Regions from separate parts of the Homo sapiens genome. Here region 1 is linked to region 2. Evidence: chromatin contacts called from ENCODE Hi-C or POLR2A ChIA-PET data. All regions are on one chromosome and are shown on one strand. Each heading gives the region's core, a stretch centred on a gene start or an enhancer-like site at or near the end of the contact. The rest is flanking DNA. Distances are from core to core; before and after follow the strand shown.

Region 1 (2,714 bases), core at 200-2,699, 75 kb before region 2:
TAGTCCCAGCTACTTCAAGCCTGCAGTAAATTAGGATTGCACCACTGCACCTCCATCCTGGGCAACAGAGCAAGACCCTGTCCCTAGAAAAACAAAAACAAAAACAAACAGTGACCAAAGTGCAGCGTGGAGACCCTCTGCACCCCTCCCTACGAACATGGCACTGAGTGGCGCAGTGTGGGTGGGCTGTGGGCTGCAGCTTGAGCGGGGCCTTGGCACCTGCCATGCCTCACCGGCTGAGGCCTTGGTGGCTGGGGATGGGCACGGTTTGTGCGTGGAACCCGCCCTGCTCTCGGTGCATGAATTCTCGGGGAAACGTGGTTGGAGAACAACAAGAAATGGTATGGGAACCGTGGGAATCAGGCATTTTGCACAGGAAGTATTGGGAGATGTTTTTACTGTAGTCTGCCTGAAGCTGGGACAAAATTGAACAAACAAGATGAATTTGGTGCTTTGGAAAGTGTGAAAGCTGTTCATGAACTCCATTCTCCTTTATCAGGAGAAGTAACTGAAATTAATGAAGCTCTTGCAGAAAATACAGAACTTATTGACAAATCTTGTTATAAAAATGTTTGGCCGATCAAGATGACACTGAGTAACTCTTCAGAACTAGGTGAACTTGGCCGGGCGCAGTGGCTCACACCTGTAATCCCAGCACTTTGAGAGGCTGAGGCAGGTGGATAATCTGAGGTTAGGAGTTTGAGACCAGCCTGGCCAACGTGGCGAAACCCCATCTCCACTAAAATACAAAATTTAGCTGGGCGTGGTGGCAGTTGCCTGTAATCCCAGCTACTCAGGAGGCTGAGGCAAGAGAATCACTTGAACCCAGGAGGCAGAGGTTGCAGTGAGCCAAGATCATGCCACTGCACTCCAGCCTGGGCAACAAGAGCAAAACTGTCTCAAAAAAAAAAAAAAAAAAAAAAAAAAAAGAACTAGATGAACTTATGAGTGAAGAAGCTTATAAAAAATACGGAAAAATCTATTGAGGAGTGAAAATAACCCCTAAATAAACTAGTATGAAATAATTTAAAATATAAAAATAAAAAACAAAATTAATAAAGTAAAAAACAAGTCTTATGCCTGATATATGAACCACACCAAAAGTTCACCAAATTGCACGATGCCGTAATCAGAGACAATCAAACCACAAACCAAGAGGAGCAGTTGACGTTTTCCCTGCTAAAAACAGCTGTTCCAGCAGCCATGGTGCCTGTAGTCCCAGCTACTTGGAAGGCCGAGGCGAGAGGAGTTAAACTTCAGCCTGGGCAACATGATGAGACCTCACTATTTAAAAACAAAAATTGAAAAAGAAACCTAAAAAAGCAGGTTTTCCGAAGACGTTGTTATAAGGCTCCATATAATAATGAGACTCTCACCCTCTCAATGCCATTCTTCATTTGGCAGGATAATGCTATAATTAAAATTTCACAATAAGTAACTGCTATAGGTAACTTGAGAAAACCTGACCTAAAAAAAAAAAAAAAAGAAATCCTTTTAGTCCACCTAGTGGGCAAATTTGGCATTTTCCCTAACACAGTTTTTTGTTCAAATTGTACTGGTGGTCCCTTTTATAAACCTGGCGTTCACAAAGTAGTGATTAATTCGATCCTGTATGAAATACTTCTCAGTGGCTATCACAGGCCTGGCCCAGTCTCCTCCATGGCCTTTTGTTTAATTTGTTGCCCTTAGGCTGGGGCTGTTAGTTCAAAACCACTTCTACGAACTAAGTTTATTATATTGTTGCCAATTTTTTCATTATAATTTTTAAATGTTGTTCTTAGTGCCTGTCTAATCTCAACGAAGCCAACTCTCCTAACAGGATAATACTTGCTCAACACCTCCAGATAATGACTAATGCCTACAAAGCAGATGAAATAAAATGTAATACTGGACTCCAGATGAAACTGCTTTGAGGCCAGGTGCAGTGGTTCACGCCTGCAACCCCAGCACTTTGGGAGGCTGAGGCGGGCAGATCACCTGAAGTCAGGAGTTCAAGACCAGCCTGGCCGACATGGTGAAACCCTGTCTCTACAAAAAAAAAAAAAAAAGAGAGAGAGAGAGAGAGAGGAAAAAAATCAGCTGGGGGTGGTGGCGCATGCCTGTAATTCCAGCTATTCAGGAGGCTGAGGCAGAAGAATCGCATGAAACCAGGAGGCAGAGGTTGCAGTGAGCCAAGATAGTGCCACTGCACTCCAGCCTGGACTACAAGAGCAAAACTACATCTCAAAAAGGAAAGAAAGAAAGAAAGAAAAAAAGTAACTGCTTTGAGACATTTTTTCCTTCTGGCCTCGTTATTACACAAATGTGGCCCAGGTTGCTGACTTAGACCCCGCCATGTTCCCTCCAATGTGGGACAGAGACAGCTGGCACAAGCCCATTACAGCCCCAGGGACAGATAAGCCTGGCTGCAGAACGGCTGGTTAGCGATGCTTTCAGAGAAATATCTTGATCAAAAGAGAAAAATGTAAAGCTAATCACACAAATTGGGTCATTCTTGTCCCACCCAACCAAGGGTCAAGAGGCCAGCGGGAAGGAGCACTCAGGGCACATAGAATTTCTCCAAGAATGTCATTCTCTGTAAGACCGGCTGCTGAAACTGCTGCCACCTGAAACCAGTTTACCTAATGCCTACTAAACAACCTGCTGACACGACTCGTTTTACCCTCTGCCCTCACTCATCAGTCGGAGCTTGCCAGCTCCCCAAACTCACCAGT
Region 2 (2,700 bases), core at 19-2,518:
CATTGCACCCCTCAAAATATTGCTACCATGATGTGCAAGGACAAGGTGGGGCACAAAGGTAGCCAAGCACCAAAGACAGAAGCCAGGACAAAGAGGGGCTCCAGACCACAGAAACATGCCCACCGGGCGGCAGAGCAGGGGACAGACTCTGTGCCCCCGTACTTCTATTCCATGTCCTGGGTCTCACCTCACACCTTTCTTGCAGTTCATGTGTCTCTCACTGTGTCCACAATGATATTCTACACATCCAGAAGGGTTTGTAGTAATTATAGGGTTTTTTGTTTCTATAACTCATATTTATTTATTTTTATTGGTACACAATAATTGTACATATTTATGGGGTACGTGGGATATTGTAATACATGCATACAATCTGTAATGATCAGATCAGGGTATTAGGATATTCATCGTCTCAAATGTTTGTCACTTTTTTTTTTGAGATGGAGTCTTGCTCTGTCACCCAGGCTGGAGTGCGGTGGCACGATCTCAGCTACTGCAACCTCTGCCTCCCAGATTCAAGTGATTCCCCTGCCTCAGTTTCCCAAGTAGCTGGAACTACAGGTGCGCGCCACCATGCCCAGCTAATTTTTGTGTTTTTAGTGGAGACAGGGGTCTCGCCGCATTGGCCAGACTGGTCTCAAACACTTGACCTCAAGTGATCCACCCGCCTTGGCCTCCCAAAGTGCTGGGATTATAGGTGTGAGCCATGTGGAGGAAAAGTTAAATATTAAATTTGAACTCCATTGAACTTGAACACAAGGAATGGTTATGTGCCAGTAAATAGCCTCTGGGCATCTGCCTGGGAGCTAATAACCTATACTGATTGTTCTGGTAAGGTACATTTTCTACCTTAAGGCAAACAAACAACAGAATCTACAGAATAGGCTAACCTTCCTGTATTCCCTGAGTCCAGTCATGAAGGGCCCTCGTGCCTGGGGCTCAGGCCAAAAAAGGAATACTACAAAAGGGTGAGGGTCCCAGACCCCGCCGAAGCTCCGCAAGAACTCTCCTCGTCTGTGCGCGGACGGGCGGCCGACTCTGGAGCCCAGGCTGCTGCTTCCCTGTCTGGTGATGCTTCCTCCATAGTCCAGTGGGTGTAAATATATACAGATATATCTTTTCTTGTCCCTTTCCCACTGTGATTTGCTTATTATATTTGTGTTGCCATATACTTGGGATGAAGGCTGTTTGCCCTTAAAAGTATCGTGTGTGCCTTTTCTTCACCCCCCGGGCATTTCCCACACAGAAACTTTTGGTATCAGGAACAGGATTCGAAAACGAAAGTATGCCACTTTCCAGTCGCAGGGACTGGGCTGGAGGCTCGGGGACTTCCCACATCCCGGGATGGGAACTTCCCCAGTTCTCCCCCTCGGCGACTGAATAGTCCAGGGGAACTGGCTTTTGTGAAAATTGGGAATCTAAGTTAGTGCATTTTGAACTGTTGGCTGTGTGTGAGGTGCTGCAGGAAATTCTAGTTTGATAAGGGGATGCCGAGGGAATTTCCTGGCATGGATGCTGCTTGCTTACTGCTTATAAGTTAATGTGTCAAGATAGGGACCGGTTGCTACAAAAGAAATGTAAGCTGGAAAAGGAAAATGCTAATTTGACTTCCAGACTGGCCCTGGCCCAATGCCAGGCCTATGTCTTGACTGATCAAGCTCAAAGCTAGTAATGCTTCCTCCATAGTCTGGTGGGTGTAAATATATATAGACATAGCTCTTCTTCTCCCTTTCCCACTGCGATTTGCTTATTATGTCTGTATTGCCATATACTTGGAATAAAGGTGTTTACCCTTAATAGTATTGTGTATTGTGCCCTTTCTTCTCCCCTCTCGCGTCTCCCACACAGAACAATGTCCAGCAGTATTTTTTAGTAACTACAGTTTTTTTTCTAGAATTCATATTTATTTTGTTGGTACACAATAATTGTACATATTTATGGGGGACATGGGATATTGTAATACATGCATACAATTTATAATGATCAAATCAGGGTATTAGAATATTCATCACCTCAAATATTTGCCATTTCTATGTGTTGGGAACATTTCATATCTTCTCTTCTAGCTTTTTTTTTTTTTTTCCTTGAGATGAAGTCTTGCTCTGTCTCAGACTGGAGTGCAGTGGCGCGATCTCGGCTAACTGCAAACTCCGCCTCCCGGGTTCAAGTAATTCTTTTGCCTCAGCCTCCCAAGTAGCTGGGACTACAAGCATACACCACCACACCTGGCTAAGTTTTGTATTTTTAGTAGAGATAGGGTTCCACCGTGTTGGCCAGCCTGGTCTCAAACTCCTGACCTCAAGTGATCCACCCGCCTCGGCCTCCCAAAGTGCTGGGATTACAGGTGTGAGCCATGGTGCCTGGCCATCTTCTAGCTATTTTGAAGTATACAAGAAATTATTTTTAATTATACTCACCCTACTATGCTATCAAACACTAGAACTTATTCCTTCTAATTGTATGTTTGTACTCAGTAATCAATCTCTCTTCATCCCCACGCTGCACCTTTCCCAGCCTCTGGTAACTTATCTTTCTACTTTCTATCTCTATGAGATCCACTTTTAAAACTCCCACATATGAATGAAAACATGCAATATTTGTCTTTTTGTGCCTGGCTTATTTCAATTCACATAATAACCTCCAGTTCCATCCATGTTGCTGCAAATGACAGCGTTTTATTTTTTATGGGCAAATAGTATT

Evidence for each region. A loop is a pair of places that touch in the nucleus more often than their neighbours do. ChIA-PET counts read pairs that join two places held with the same protein, here RNA polymerase II (POLR2A). Pooled maps may share reads with other maps.
Region 1: a loop to region 2 is called in a map of mammary epithelial cell, with 7 times the contacts of the local background. The contact joins two enhancer-like sites. A Hi-C loop is called at or near these places in 2 of 168 maps with a recorded cell type or tissue (endothelial cell of hepatic sinusoid and mammary epithelial cell) and 2 of 50 pooled maps. POLR2A ChIA-PET finds 5 or more read pairs at or near these places in 2 of 52 experiments (H1 and HepG2).

Annotation. Positions count from the first base shown.
Region 1 is chr14:103,184,047-103,186,760 of GRCh38, forward strand. It overlaps the pseudogene GCSHP2. Among named protein-coding and RNA genes, the nearest start is that of LINC00605, 3.6 kb to the right of the region's middle. Within about 2 kb of position 1,450, at least 2 of the 41 ENCODE cell types and tissues checked have a DNase peak (open chromatin) inside an H3K27ac peak, as active enhancers do.
Region 2 is chr14:103,259,388-103,262,087 of GRCh38, forward strand. No RefSeq gene overlaps it. Among named protein-coding and RNA genes, the nearest start is that of LINC00605, 72 kb to the left of the region's middle. Within about 2 kb of position 1,269, at least 26 of the 41 ENCODE cell types and tissues checked have a DNase peak (open chromatin) inside an H3K27ac peak, as active enhancers do.